Linked DNA regions of Homo sapiens: region 2 is linked to region 1. The links are chromatin loops, found by intact Hi-C in ENCODE. Cell type or tissue: PC-3. All regions are shown on one strand.

Evidence for each region. Peaks named below come from ENCODE experiments on the same cell type or tissue, not always from the same donor. Only the 100,000 strongest peaks of a DNase experiment are listed, where the experiment ranks them.
Region 2: it touches region 1 in a loop (14-fold over the local background); 2 of 110 quality-filtered maps call a loop at or near these places.

Annotation. Positions count from the first base shown.
Region 1 is chr3:28,947,301-28,955,300 of GRCh38, forward strand. No RefSeq gene overlaps it. Among named protein-coding and RNA genes, the nearest start is that of RBMS3-AS3, 330 kb to the right of the region's middle. RefSeq lists an enhancer at 4,038-5,237. In PC-3, no CTCF peak of the experiment used is centred here; a DNase peak (open chromatin) is centred at 4,971; H3K27ac peaks cover 1,812 bases.
Region 2 is chr3:29,182,073-29,190,072 of GRCh38, forward strand. No RefSeq gene overlaps it. Among named protein-coding and RNA genes, the nearest start is that of RBMS3-AS3, 95 kb to the right of the region's middle. In PC-3, no CTCF peak of the experiment used is centred here; DNase peaks (open chromatin) are centred at 4,369 and 5,159; H3K27ac peaks cover 4,121 bases.

The DNA of each region.
Region 1 (8,000 bases):
AATGAACTAAAGAGGCTGAAATAAATAATGTATAATAAAGCATTTGGTAAAAAGCAAGACGATTGGCATCAATGACCTGCTCTGACTCCACTTCCCATTCAGTGTTGTTCATACACTTCACAAATACCCAAATTCATCTTACCTACATCTCTCTCTATTCCTTTCATGTGTTTGACTTCTCCCCATGCAGTGTTTTATTGTAAATACCTCTTGTACTTTGATAACTACATTAAAATGAAAGCAATGTTTGTAGCAATTTATTTATACAGCTTTTTACTTTCTTTCATCTCAGCTGAATCCATAAATAAAAATGTCTTCTCTTTCAAGCAGTTGCCTATAAAGATATGCATATTTAAGAAAACCTGCAAAAGAATATGCTATCTTTATGATTTATTAAAAGAAGATAATTGAGGAGTTAAAAAATACCTTTCAGCCTACAATCATGAACTAAAGAGGGAAAATGTGTCGACTGGTATATATGCCAAGAATTGCTAGAAAATTATAGTTTTATTACTCAAGATCCTTTTCAGACAAATGGTTGGAGACAAATATTCCCTGTACTTTAACTGTGATTTATTTTACAAGTAAAGCTCTATCTATGCAGCATAACTTAAAGTTAGGATTTGAGTTAGATTGCCAGTTGTACCCAAGCCAAGCAATTCAAATTGTGAAGTGAAACTTTGAGTTGAATTCTCCAGCTTGTATTAAGATGGAAGGCTACTATATTGAGACCTTTCTATTAAAAATACAGGAAACACTTTTCTTCAGCTATTTTCCATCCCGGGTTTTCTGAAATAGACCATCTGCATTTCAATACTCCTTCCCATTTTCCCCATATGTATATCCTTTCCAATCAGAATATATGTTCCTATTTTTTGTTCAGCAAATGTAACTGCCATGTATGTTGTAAAATCTATCTTTTCCACATCTTAGTTCACTTTTAGAGACCACCCTTTTAGCAAGATTCGTCATTTCAGTAGTTTGGAAACAATAGCTTATTCAGGCAGCCACTTTTGATGGGAAATAGCATGGAATAGTGCAGGGTTTCCTAAACTGTGTTTCCCTGGGACATAGTTTCACAAAATGTTAATGAAAGTTTTATAGAGCATGGATTATTTGACTAGATACATGTAAGAATATTAAATTGAACAAAATTAAACAGTTTCTTTTTTGACAGGAGTTCCCAGAACTTTTGATAAGCACTTATGCATTGTGAATCTCAAGATAAATTTATAATTTCAGTCTTTCCAAAATTGTTATATATGTGGAACTCCCATTTTTCTTACAGGAAATTTTAATCTCCCATTTATTTATTGCTGCATCACATAACATCCCCTGATTTAAAACAATTTATTACTATCTGTCATAGTTCAGGCTTACTGGGTTCAATTGGGTGGTTCTAGCATGGATTCTTTTTTGCAGTTGCAATCAGATAGGCTGAGGATGAGTTATCTAAAGATGTAACTAGCCTACACATTTATGTGAATGGCAGTAGATGGTGGCTGTTGCCTAAGACCTCAGATGAGGTTGTCAGCAAGGACACTTATCTACATCTGTTTTCATGCTTTTGGCTTCTCTTACATTCTGTGAAGGAGCATTCTTGGACTCCCAGGGGAAAGCTCCATGGCTTCCAATAATCCAGCCTTGGAAGTCCCAGAACATCATTTTTGACACAGTTGTTTGGTCAAGCAAGGCCCAAAACCACCCTAGATTCAAGGGGAGGGGAATTAGAATCTATGTCTTGATAGAGACATGTGGACATTCAGGAAGGAAAATAATTCATGGTGGCCAACTCTGCAGATTATCCACCAGACTTTAACACCTCATGAGGCACTGAAATTCTGTGGAAAAGTTAGGGTAGTGGTGAATAGAAGTGTGTTGGGGAAATTGGTGTACAAGAATTCCCCATCAGGGAAAAATACTCTGTCATGGACATTGTTTAAAATTGTAGGTGTATGGTAATAACAAAAACATGCCAGCTTTTAGATAATTTTATTCTCATTTTAAAATTCCCTACAGAAGGGGTTGCCAGGTGAAGAACAAGATGCCCAGTTAAATTTGAATTTCAGATAAACAGCAAATAATTTTTTAGGTGTGGTATGTCTCACATATTGGACATACTTATACTAAAAAAAAATGGTTATTTATGTGAAATTCAAATTGACCTTTTGTATTTTTATTTGTTAAATCTGGCAACACTGTCTACAGATAACATATTATTTTATTGTTAGTGTTATTATTAGACTCTTCCTTCTGCCCCGCTTAACATTGCTACACCATTGAGTTTGTGGATAAAAAAAATGATGTCGCAAAAAGAACTTAGGTTTTAGAACCAGAGATATCTGATTTCAGATCCTAGCTTTGCCATGTACCAGCCTTATAACTGTAAATTATTTAAGCTCAGCAAGCCTAAGTTTCATCATCTGTTGGGACTAGTCATAACTACCTGGCAGAATTGCTAGGTGCTTAGATGAGATGTCTTCTGTAAACACCTAAACCTGTGATTGAGGTATAACAGGCATGGAGCCAAAGTTAATCTTGGTTCCTGTTTCCCTGCTAAAGCTGAGGCAAGAGGAAAATTCTGCTTAGTTTCCTGGATGGTGTTTATTTGATGAAGGATGTCAACTGGTAGAGATCTAGGTGGGACTTTTAATTCTTGCAGGTGAATGGAGTAAGTAAGATGTCATCTTGGGAGTTGAAAGTTTGATGGGAAGAAAGATATGTTTAAAGTGATGATGGCAACTGTGCTGTCAACACTGTGATCATCCCATAAGGTCTATTATGTAATCCTCTGAATTACTTACTCAACAATATTTTTATTTTGATTTTATTTGCTTGCATATCCATACTTTTATGTAGATTGTTACTCAAAATCTGTTATAGTATAATTCATTATGGGGTAAATTCCATATCTGTTATTCTGATTAACCACACCAAGAAAAATTTGGGACAAGTGAAATCTGAATTAATACAGTAAAAGCAGTATCTCTTGGATAAAACTCGAATATGCAGGGAAATATTTAATGAACACATACTGTGACAAACACTGTGGAATTCTCTCTGAAATAGGTTGTGGTTAGCTCCATGTTTATAGCTAGGGAAATTGAGGCTCAAATTGGCCTGAAAAGAGTTACAAGGCAAATAAAAGCAAATAAACTCCTCCCCTCCAACTCTTTTGTAACACCCCTTGTTTAGGTCACCAATAGCATTCATGTCACTGAGTGCAATGGACATTTCTCAGTTCTGATATTGGTTGACCTTTCAGCAGTATTCCACAGTGTTTACCATGACTCCCCTGTTTGAAAGACCCTGTTCTGTTCTCAGTAATACTTCACTCTCCTGAGTCCCTCCATCTTCTCTGGCTTTTCTTTTATTTCTTGGAGGCTTGTCTTTTTCATTAGGTATGTTTTGAAGTTCCTCAAGACTGGGCCTGAGGCATCTTCTCTTCTATTTTTTCTCTTTTACCTTTAGGGGAAAAGAAAAGTGATAGGTGATTTATTTATTTATTTATTTATTTATTTATTTATTTATTACCTATCACTAGGTTCATGGCTGTGGTTCTTAAAGATTAATAAGAGACAATTATACAGATTTATTTAATGTAAGTTTTATATGACATGAGAACCTTCAGAAATGGGGAGCCAAGGAAACAGGGAAAGCTGTACATTTTTATGTTAGGTTTGACAAAGAAGTCAATAGTAATGGATAAGTATGATTGGACAAAGGGAATACCATTTAATGATAATACATCAACTTAGCAAGGCCTATTTGTTCAGATTCTTCTCAACGTCCCTGATTCTTCAGAGATAGGGATGTTCCTTTTCTCCAGGTATGGGGGGGTATCTTTTGAATGATGGTCTTATGACCTGCTTCAGGGGAGAAGGAAGGGAGAGGATCAGAGAGTGACCTTCCTAGGTTTTATGGCTTACTTCAAGGGAGAACGGTGATAGGAAGGTGGGAGAGACTTCCTTGCTTCTGTTTTCTCAGATACCAAGGTACCACATTTTGGGATACTGTATACTGTTCCCCATCTTATCTCAATCACATGTACAGCTTCAGTTAGCACTTACCATAGTTCTCCGGGTCTCACACATCTCTCCACTGCCCACACCAGGGTTACACCTTTATTTTCATTGGTTTGCTTATTTCTTAATATCTTCATGTCTGCTTTTACTTACTGTCAGATCCTTAGGGCCTTGCATTTAGTGGTCATTTTACATAGACTTGAGGATTGAAAGAATACATGAATGAATGAACCCAGATTACTGTGACCTGAAACCTCTTTTTTTCACTCCCTACTCTGCATCCCAAAGAACTTTAGGCACCAGAAAATCCCAGAACTTCATTTTGTACACAAGGGGGCTGAAATTCAGAGAAACCTAAAAAGTTTGGCAAAGTCACATAGCACTCAGAAGCTGGGTCTAGTATTCTGCTCTCTCAAAGACTGGGGCTGTGTGCCTCTCTGTAGATTTGATCCCAGCTCACCTGCATGACTGAACATGTTCACAAGAATGATGGTTTTCCTTTTCTGGTAATGGAAAAGTGGTCTTTAGCAACTGGATTAGCATATGTTCATTCTATAATTCATCTCTGCCCTTTAGATGCAGCCAGAATCTGAGATACGTACCTGTATCACTTTCCCAGCACTTTCCTTTATTGGTTTGTCTTTTACAATGACTCAGCATTTTTCATCATGCCTTGTTTTCCGCTCTTTACTGTATCTGAGAAAAATAGCCCTTTAATAATAAAATATGATAGTTCACACAAACTTAATAGAATTCTTAGAAATTCCGTATGTCAAAGGTTTGAAGTTCTGTGTTGAAATACCAAAAATATTAGTAAAATCCTATATAGCTAATAGCTTTTTCTAAAACCCCACAAAAAGATTTCTCTCTTTCCATACTAGAGTCTGCACACATATGCTGTGGTTGGTGGTGTGGTGAGTGGTACTTTTTTTATTGATTGACAGAGTAAATAGAGTATAAAGCCAAAATAATCCACAGCAGATGACTAAAAGCATGTTAAACTTAGCTAAGAGTAAAGGTACTTGCCATTTTTAAACCTTCCTTTTGCTTCCTCTTTTTTTCTAGTGGTGGTGGAGGGTGTGGCAGGGTAATGTGGATTGCCAAAGCAAGCAAAAGGGAAAGGAAAAACATAGCATACATGAGAAACGTTAGGAAAAGAATTGAACAATATTTCCATTCTGTTACAGAGTTACATCATTATTGACTGATGGAACTGAAAAAACCCTTAGAAACTATCCTTCTTACTCCTTCAGTTTTACAGATGAAAATTGCAAAGTCCGGAGAGGTTATGTGATTTATCCAGGGTCACACAATTATTTAATGAAAGAGTTGAGTTGAGGTCATTTGATGTCGGTTTGTCCTGCAAAGTTCAGCTTGCTTATTATATTCTCTATGACATCTTTTATCAGTTCGCCCAGTCCATTGTGCCCCACCGTACCAGTATTGCCATAGCACCCTGCATTTCCTGTGCACTATGTGGTGTCATATGTGCCTCTTGTCTGCGTCAGATTTTGAGCTCCATGAGTTCTGCGATTGCACTGTTCATGTGTCAAGGAGGAAGAAGGCAAGAGGGTTATTGACATGTCCTCTTGTGTGGTGAGGATTGCTACACTTTTTCCAAATATAGGCCTCTTTGCCCATCCCTACCTATAAATTTCCCAGACAGCTCTTTTGTTCTGTGGTACTTTCATCTTACCTAATATCTAAGACCCAGCCTGTCTCATTGGTAATGCTTTGCTACCGCACCTGTCATCCTTACCTGTGTCTGCTACTCATGAGTTGACCCAGGGAAGGCTATTTAGTCTTGTTGAGGACCAGTTTTCTTTAGTCTGGGTATACAAATGGGTATACAAACAGCTGTATTTTAAGATATTCATTTAGACTATGCAAAAGGGGAAGAAGGAAGTCTTTCTGTGTGTATGCCCATTTCACAGACAAAAGAAAACTGGTCCTCAACAAGACTAAATAGCTTATCATTTATCATTTTTCTCTTGGGTCCTCATAGAGAGTGGGCTGAACTGGCGAGGCAGTAAATAAAGTGGTCTACTTGCTTCCTTACAACTTGCTGAGTAGTTTTAGTTGTTGTTGTCATGATTATTGCTGTTTTACTTTTGGTTCCTAAGATTTTTACACTTTTGCTCATCTAGAATTTATTATCTAGGATTTCCTAATGATAAGATGGATTACACCGATCGATTTTTGAATGTTGAATTCTCTTTGCATACCCGGAATAAATTCCACTTGGTTGTGGTATATATTTCCTTTTATATCAATACTTTAAAAAATTCATTTGCTAATTTTTGGAGGAATTTTGCAGCTATGTTCATGATAGATATCAGCCTCTAATATCAGCCAACACCATTAAAATTAGACCAGTTAATAATCCTACAATGCCACTAAGTGTTCAAATAAAAGAAAGAGTTGCACATCTCTCATTTTAAATCAACTGCTAGAAATGATTATTCTTAGTGAGGAGTGTGTGTCACAAACCAAAATAGGATGAAAGCTAGGCCTCTTGTGCCAGACAGTTAGCCAAGTTGTGAATACAAAGAAAAAGTTCTTAAAGGAAACTGAAAATGCTACTTCAGTAGCAACAAAGCCTGGATGACAGCACATTTGTTTACAGAATGGTTGACTGCATATTTTAATTCCACTGTTGAGACCTCCTGCTGAGAAAAAAAAATCCTTTCAAAATAGTATTGCTCATTGACAATGTACCTGTCATCCAAGAGCTCTGATGGAGATGTACAAGATTAATGCTGTTTTCATAGCTGCTAACACAACGTGAACACATGAATGATAAGAAAGTGAAAAGTTTTGTTGCTGATATGAAGAAAATTTTAGTGATCTGGATAGAAGATCAAACCGGCCACAACATTCCCTTATGCCAAAACTTAATCCAGAGCAAGGCCCTAACTGCCTACAATTCTATGAATGTTGAAAGAGATGAGGAAGCTGTAGAAGAAAACTTTAAAGCAAGCAGACGTTGGTTCATGCAGTTTAAAAAAAGAAGCCATCTCTATAACATAAAAGTTCAAGGTGAAGTAGCAAGTGCTAATGGAAAGGATGCAACAAGTTATTCAGAAGGTCTAGCTAAGATAATCCATTTTCCAGGTAGACAAAACAGACTTATATTAGAAGATGTCATCTAAGACTTTCATAGCTAGAGAGGAGAAGTTAATGTCTGGCTTCAAAACTTCAAAGGGTAGGCTGACTCTTGTTGGAGCTATTGCAGCTGGTGACTTTAAGTTGAAGCCAGTGCTCATTACCATTTTGAAAATCCTAGATCCTTTCTAAGAATTATGCTAAAACTACTCTGCCGACACTCTTTAAATGAAACAACAAAGCCTGGTGTACAAGATTAATGCTGTTTTCATAGCTGCTTGAAGGCTCAGATGATTATTAACATTTTTAGCAATATGCACTTTTGACACAATGCTACTGAAGACTTAATAGATTATGATGTAGTGTAGAGCTAACTATATCTACAGTAAAAAAACATAAAATTCAGTATGACTCACTTCATTGTGATATTCTCTTCATTGAGGTGGTCTGGAACTGGACCTGCCATATCTCTGATGATCATCTGTATCTAATTTGTGTTTACCTATTGATGTAAGCAAGTTTGGGTTGTGTTTCCATATGGGCTTTTCGGTGCCATCTTAATGAGAGGCTTTGTTAGGCAGTTTATATGTGTTGTTCATTCAGTCTTCACAAGAGCTTTATGGGTCAGATATTCCTACTAACTTGTTACAGATGAGGAAACAGAGTGTCAAATATTGTTTTATAATAAACAGGAAGAGTATTATCCATTGTATAGGTACTTTAAAATAGGTGCTTTAAAATAGTTCTTGATTGCTTTCCTAATCTCCTTACACATATAGAGACCTATGCTGTGTTAGCTGTATAATCTGAAAGCAAGAGATCATTTGGTAGAAACAAAATGAAATGGCTTAATGTTGGCAGGGTGTTAAC
Region 2 (8,000 bases), 230 kb after region 1:
TTATAAATAGAATTTATTGTGAAAGTCACTGTGCTACTGGGGTAAGTGGCTATTGCAATTTGAGGATAGAAAGTGTTCTCTGAAAAGAAACTATTATATGCCTTATATGCCATGGCCATCTGAGGACAAAGAAGGACAGAAGATACAAGTGAGTTTTGTTTTCAGTGAATTCTACCCTATGCACAGTTATGAACAACCAGATATATTTAACATTTAAAAAATGCATATTTTCCTACCCCTCTATTTTCAGTTATGTAGGTAGAGCAGGTTAGGGGTGAATGATGATTTCGAATCCTTCACCATTTTGCTCTTTAGAAAGTAGAATGGTGACCTGTATAAATGTATCCAGATTCCTGCTGATGTCTCCCAGGACAGCAATAGACTTACGGAGTTTAAAGACTAGTTAGAGTTGAGAAGCAGCCTGTGCCTTAATCCAATCCTTGTAAACTAAGATTTTTGTTTACTGCCTTCAGATGAGACTAATGGTAAATTTCTAAGGTGAACACTATGATAAAAGGACATTTATATAATTGAAAATATCACTGTTGCTGTCACCACTAAAATATATCTTATTTCTAAAGGCTGGAGTTGCATCTTGCAACTAGAAAAAAAACTGTTTTCAATAAGATCAATTTCAAAGAGCCTTTGTGCTTTGTGATCCGGTCAAAATTCGAATAGTGAGAAAATACTTTTATCCCATTCAGAACGGTATTTGATGCAGTATTTGAACAGTATTTGATGCATCCTCTTAAGCCATCAGCCATTTCTCTTAATCAGCTGAGTCCTGTGCCTTGGTCATACATGAGAATACATGCTGCGATATATTGCTGGCTCAGGTTTAATAAAGAGCTGTCTTCACATTGCATTTCTTTCTTTTTGATAGTCTAGCTCCACAGTGAGAGCCTATCAAACTAGTAAGTCACGAGTGACCATGAGCCCTGGCTTCAGCTCCCAGTGGAACAGCAGCCAACCAGCCTGGAATACATACTCCTTTCCAAGAGCCAGCCTGCACTACCAGTCCCATGCCAGCTATACCTACTGTACTGGACACCCTGCTGTAAGTACCTTATTTTTCTGTATTTTGAAAATTGGATGATTTATGCAGTTACATTTTCAATCTAGCGTGGGTATCTATTAATTGGGCTTTTTTTCTAATGATATAATGCTTCTAAGGTAAGAATTTGCTGCTCTTGAGTAAAAGAGATAAGAATTTAAAAAGTCTTTTAAGTGTTTAAGTAACATGTTTGGATGATTTTTGCTGAAAACTGATATTGCACTAAAAGTTATTTCTAAGTGATGTAGTGTTGGTGTGGAGACTGGATGCACATGTATCTCTGGTTTTATTCTTCTGGTTTCCTTTTGACTGTTGCTTATGAATTTAGTTGGTTGCTTTTGTGCTGAGACAGGATGTCTTTCAAAATGACATAAGAAGCCAGTGGCGGGGGGGGATCATGGATGCCCCCACTTTCATCAGTGGCCTCGTTGACATATTTATACAGACATAAATATGTAGAAATCGATTCATCAGTAGGGTGTTTTTCAGTTACTATTACACAGATATCTGAGGTTGTTGGCATAGATGACTCAAAGGGCAAGGGAAATAAACCTCTAATAAGGGAAAAATGAACTCATGGAATTTGAAGACCTTTTAGAGTAGGGTACGTATTTCACCAATATGTTTTTCTGTTTTGATTCAATTCTTATGGAGTAAAATTTTTCTTTGATTGCAAATTACCTTTTGTATACTTGAAAAACGTCATGATTAATGTTGATTAGTAAGATCTCTCTTTACTGCTAAGAACCCACGCACAGGATTCCTAGAAAATGAAAGACCTTTGAAAGTGAATCACATATGCCTCTCGTAGCAAATCGTCTAATTGGTGAGTCACAGTAGACATGGATTCTGCAGCCATTTCATTCAGAAGACCTATTGTAGACTTCTGTACTTCAGCTATCCTGCTGGCATTTTAAGGTTATGGAACTATAAAGTACACAGTGCTTCTAAGTTGAGAGAATGTGTCTCAAATATCATGTCATAATTTCACTTAAAAGAAGACTCGAGGAATTCACTTAAAATGTAAATTAGTATGACTTTTTTCATAGGCAATTTGGAAATAACTATCAAAATTGCACATACTTTTGACTCAATAATTAAACTTTTGGCATTTAATCGGACATGTACAGGATATATGCACAAGGATAGTGTTGACAACAGTTTTGAAATTACTTGGACCTCAATAACCATATTTTCTTTTCATTTATCTTTTAACAAATACTTATTAAGCATTATTAACCATTTAATATGTTCGGTATTTTTCTAGGTGAAAGAAATCCAAGAGTGAACAAGACCAAGTCTTGCTCTTATGGAACTTCTATTCTAGGGAATGGGGAAGTTGGTTATTATATAAAAAAAATATAAATACAAAGAAGCAAACAAGAGAGAAAATTATACCACAGTGTTATATGCTAAGCAAAATAAATTCTACACAGAGACTTAAAATAAATAGAAGTAACAGAGAATAACTGGGTGGCTACTTGTGATTGTGTGGTCCACCAAGTCCTCATTCAGGAGGCCGGGTTTTATCTGAGATCTGAATGAAAAAGAGATGTAACTAGTCAGAGTTTGGGAGGATGAGCATTATAAGCAGAGGAAACAGCTAGTGTGAAGGATCTGAGGCAGCAGTGAGCCTGGTTCCCTACACAGGGAGAAAGTCATTGGAACTTAGGAGAGAATAGAGAGATAAAGTCAGAGAGAGAGAGACAGGGACCACTTTATTCAGATTGAAAAGTAGCACTTTGTCATACCAAGTAAGGAGTTTATATTTTATTTAACTGCGATGGAAAACTATCAGAGTGTTTTAAGCAAGGAAATAACATGACATAATTTTTTTAGGACTCAGTCTGACTGCTAAGTGGAAAATTTCTGGTGGAGTAATAGGAAGTAAAGCACAGAGTCAAATTAGGAGAGTATTACACACACATATGTGTGACTGCAAAAAAATACATTTTCTTGTAATATCCTTTGACCTATTTGGTGTTCAAAATATATGGAACCTGTATTTATAATGAAAAACCAAGTTGCATTTATTTTGCATAAATTTTTCTTTAGTAACCAGTTTCATATCTAGTATGTCTCATTAGTTTCTTCTTGAGTAGTTATTTGTCAAGCCAGAAGATGACAAATTGTAATTTAATAAAGTATTTCAATTCATATTCTTATTGGCTTCAAGGTCATCTAAAAGTAGCTGACATTAATTGAGCACTTAATGTTTTCCAAGCTCTGTACTAAGTACTTTTACATGAATTTCACACACACACACACACACACACACACACACACACACTTTTTTCAGAACAGTCCTAGGAGGTAGGTACTATTATTATCATTTTAAGGGTTAGTGAAATGAAGTTCAGAAAAATTAAGTATCTTTTCTTAAGTTACACGACCAGAAGTGGGGCCTGAGATTCAAACATTGGCTGTCTAGCCTCCCACTAGTATTCTTATCCATTGTATTATATTGCCCCTTGACATTGAATCACTGTGTCTTTATTTACATGCCAAGGACAGTTACATGATTATATCTCAGAAAGAACCCTTGCTAATAATTTAGTTTAGATGTTCATGTTACTCTTTAGAGAAATATTTGCATTTATAGGATACTTGATTTTAGGTCTGGGGGTAGGAGGAAACAATAGGTGCTATCATGTCTTAGAAACCACTAGGAAAATTACAGGTTATCTAGCTACTTTTTGTGCTTTAAGGCCCAGCAGCTGATACTTTCTTTTGTCTCGCTGCTGTGAGTCAAGTGAGTCAAGTAAGAAAAGTAGAAGTAAAAGATTAGAAAATCCTTAAGAAATAGTCATGGGCTTCACACTTCTGATTTCAAGGACACTCTGAGGATCAACTTTAAAGCCTACTTGGAATTCTTTCATTATCCCAACATTATAACTTTCTTTCAAATTTTCTTTCCATGCCTGAACAGATGGCATTAAACTCTTGACTCACAGATCAGTGCTCATTTAACTCTGCTACTGCTTTGTGAAAGGAATTATATAATCTAAAAATACATCAGAGGTTCAATATAGGGAGACTTTGAGGGCTGGGTTTGGAAGACAACATGCAAAAATGTTGACTATTTCATAGTTTTTACTTGAGTCCATTTTTCAAGAGAAATATTTGGGGCTTCAAAATGTGAGAGTGGATTCCATAGTTGCTATGCAGTCTAAGATCCACAGTGGTTTCGTGGTTAAAACCACAGAAATGGAATTCTTGTCTGAATAGATTCCCAGTGATTTTCTTGAGTCACATAATTTAGTAGCCTTTAATGGAGCTATAAATCCTCTGCCTGCCTTGTGAAACTCATGTCCTTTTCTCCAAGTCACTAGTTTGATTGAAGATTTCCAGTTTTTTAACTGGATATCCTGGAGTTACAAGGGTGTCAGCCAATGTGGTATTTGTGTAGTAAGTATATGTGACTCAAAGGCTTCCCCTTTGCCTCTATTCCCCTGCTTCTGAGGAATCCTGATATCCCATGAATGTGTGGTTAGTTAACTTGAAATTGGTAACCTTGAGATTTTATTCTAGGATTTAATCTAGATTTTATCTCAGAATGCAGTTAGGCCTCTCCCTGACCAAGTAAGGATTTTCTCAGAGCTCTTTTGTACATCACTGTATTAGTTTCCTATGACTGCTGTAACAAATTACCGCTGACATTGAGCTAAAAACAACATGTCTATCTTTTATAGTTCTGGAGGTTGGAAGGCTGAAATGAGTTTCACTGAGCTGAAATCAAGGTGTTGGTAAGGCTGTGCTCCCTCACGAGGCTCCAGAGGAGAATCTATTTCTTGGCCTTTTCCAGCTTCCAGAGCTATATTTATTGCATATCTTGGCTCATAGGCCCTTCTTCATCTTCAAGGCCAGCAGCATAGCATCTTCACATCTATCTCTGCTCCATCTTCAGATCACCTTCCCTATCTATAGTCAAATCTCTCTCTGCTTCCCTTTTACAAGCTCACTTGTTATTTCATTTAAGGGGCCACCTGGCTAATCCAGGATAATCTCCCTGTCTAAATATTTTTAAGTTAGTCACATCTGCAAATTTTATTTTGCCATATAAAGTCATACTCACAGGTTCTGGGGATTAGGTCATAGACATCCTGGTGAACCATTATTCACCTTACACTGATCATAATATTCCGTGACTCAATGACTAATTTCTGAGTCATTAGGTAAGTATTTGGGGCTTCTTGAAATTAATGAGGCTTATCTTACTGAGGGAGATAATATGAGAGGGATTCTTTGAGTGATAGAGGATGAAATCCCTGTGGCAATTCAAAATTATTGAAACTCACAAATATAAGTTTGATTTTCCAGAAATCCACTGTATTTCCACTTCTAAAATGACGTCAGTGTTAACTATCCCCTTGGTAACTACTCCAATACATATCTTAAAAGAAAATAAAAAGACAGGATTACTAAAGCTCTACTAATGTTTTATTCACTGCACTAGAATTTCCAGGCATCTAGAATGCCCTCACCAGCTTGGATAATATTCAAGAAGTGGCAAAAAGTAATATTCAAAATATTCAAGTAATGAAATATTACAACTTTTTAGCCACATATTAAATACGGAAATACCTTTTATTATCCAAGGAAACTACTAATATATAAGTGAATTTATATAGTGATATTATTTGTAGTACATTTTATTCCAAAAATCATTCCACAAGTTTCCAAATAGTATATGGACTAGTGTGTTGGTGTGATCTGTCATTTGACACTTCTGTTACTAGCTAAATGATAACTCTATCTGCTTCATGACTTAACATCACTTAACATGGAATAACATCGAATTTCCAACAACTTTCTATTAATTGAGAACCATTATATGAGGATAATGTTAATTAAAAGGAAGAGGATTCATTTTCTGCCTTCATACTAGCTCTCTGGTCTCCCTGCATCTACTCCTCTCTTGCTCCTTTCTTTTCTCACATTTGAAATTTATAATTTAAATGATCCTAGGGACGTGGAGAAAAAGAAGGGAATTAGAAAGAGATGGAAAGTAGATAGTAACGATCTGATCCTAGGTGCTGAGGCCAGGAGCCTGTGTACCTTCTTTTTTTTTTTTTTTTTTCCTTTTCCAGTGAGGAAGTACAATATGACTTTTCACCCCACTGAGGCTAATGAGGAGACAGTGCCCAAGTGTAGCCCACTTAATAAGGGAGACAAAGCAGAAAGAGGTAAAGAAAATAGAAAGAGGTAAAGAAAACCTCTGAGCAGGTGCTCAGAGGTTCATGCTGCCTGCAGGTAGTAGAGGCTTCTTCTAAGCCTTTGTCTATCCCTTCAGAAAATAGCAGGCACAAAGGAGAGGAAAAGTGGGAGGGCTGTACTAATTTTCTCTTTCAAAAAAAAAAAAAAAAAAAAGATCTGAAAGGGGAAGGGTGCAGACCTAGTACTGTCTTGCTGAAAGAGTCTCTCCTTTAGTCATTAAATAGGTTTCCAGGAGATTCCCTCCCTAGAAACTTGTTTACAAGCCTCAGAGACAACTGCCTTTCACCAAGAATTAGGTTGTCAAATGAAACAAGGGTTCCCAAACCTACCAGAAGGGACATTAGCCCACAGTAAAGGCATTTTCTGTGTATGTCTATGGCAACTGCCTATATCCCTGGCACCTAATAGCCTGAATAGCTGCTTCCTCAGCCCAGACCATGCTTTTCCCCATGGATAGGGACATGCGTTTTTTGTTTTTGATTTTTTGTTTTTGAAGTGTATAGAAAAGATAGGAAGAGGTTGAAGTCTCCTTTCTTCTATATGAGGACCTTTATGCATCAAAGACCTACCAACTTTGCAAATAAATAGCAAATCCTCTGTCACAGGTCCTCTATCTCTGCGCTCCAATGCCTGAGCCAGAAAGATATCTTGGAATCACAGCTTACTTGTTCATAGTTTCTGAAATGATACACAAATGCTGGGATTTAGATTATTAATTTTCATTGGTTATTCCAATTACTTTTATTCTATTTACTAATGTGTGGAAGTGTGTCAACACTTTAACAATTAGTATTTCTCTATACTAGCTTAATAATAGGTCTACCTAGACTCTTGGAGCTATGGAAAACTTTTCAAAAAGTACTGACAATAGACAGTTTTCAAAAGATAATGAACAGATCTCCAGATACTGTGAATTCTCTTTTGTAAACTGATTTGCCTGAAAACTCACCAGTATTACAATAGCTAAGGTCAACATATTCCCCAGTTTTCCTAGTTTATGCTTATTTCCTAGTATAGTTATTAATGATATCCCCTTTAACTCTAAAAAGTGTTTAGGTTTAGAAGTTATATTATATGGTCTCCCTACCACACTCCTTTACAAAAAAAAGGCATATTCCTTGCACATAAATCTTACTGTGCTTCACTGCTTCAGGGTTTAAAATCTCTCCAGGGAGCACCAACAAAGGAGATGCCTCATGTAATGATTAATCAGGTACCATAAACCAATGGGGCTTCTAGTCTTTTCCAGCCATGTATGTATCTCTGTACTAAGGGAGAAGGAAAGTCTTTAACTTACATCTTTTGCAATTATTTAAACTTTTAATGAGATTTTTAGATAACTGAGAAATGGGATACAGGGCATGTAATTTTTCAAAATTCTTCTAGGCATATGTGAACAGTTTGAAGACCTTGGCTCAATGGTAGTTTTCCTAAGCTTCCTTTTTTACATCATGGAGGCCACTTTTAGTGAAAGGAGCTGCTCAGAATTCACAACTCTTGCTGCCCCCAACTCTGCTCAATTTTCCCAAAGGCCAAGAGAATAAATACTCTGCACACCTGTATCTCTTTCATTGTATAGCACATCTAAGCCTATAATTTTTTCCCCTAACATAAATCTCCAAGACTAAATAGACAAGGCAGATAATAACATGGTTGACTTCATTTAAGGTGGGTTAACAAACTTTATCAATTAAAATTATTTTGCTACTCATAACAGAACATCCAACTG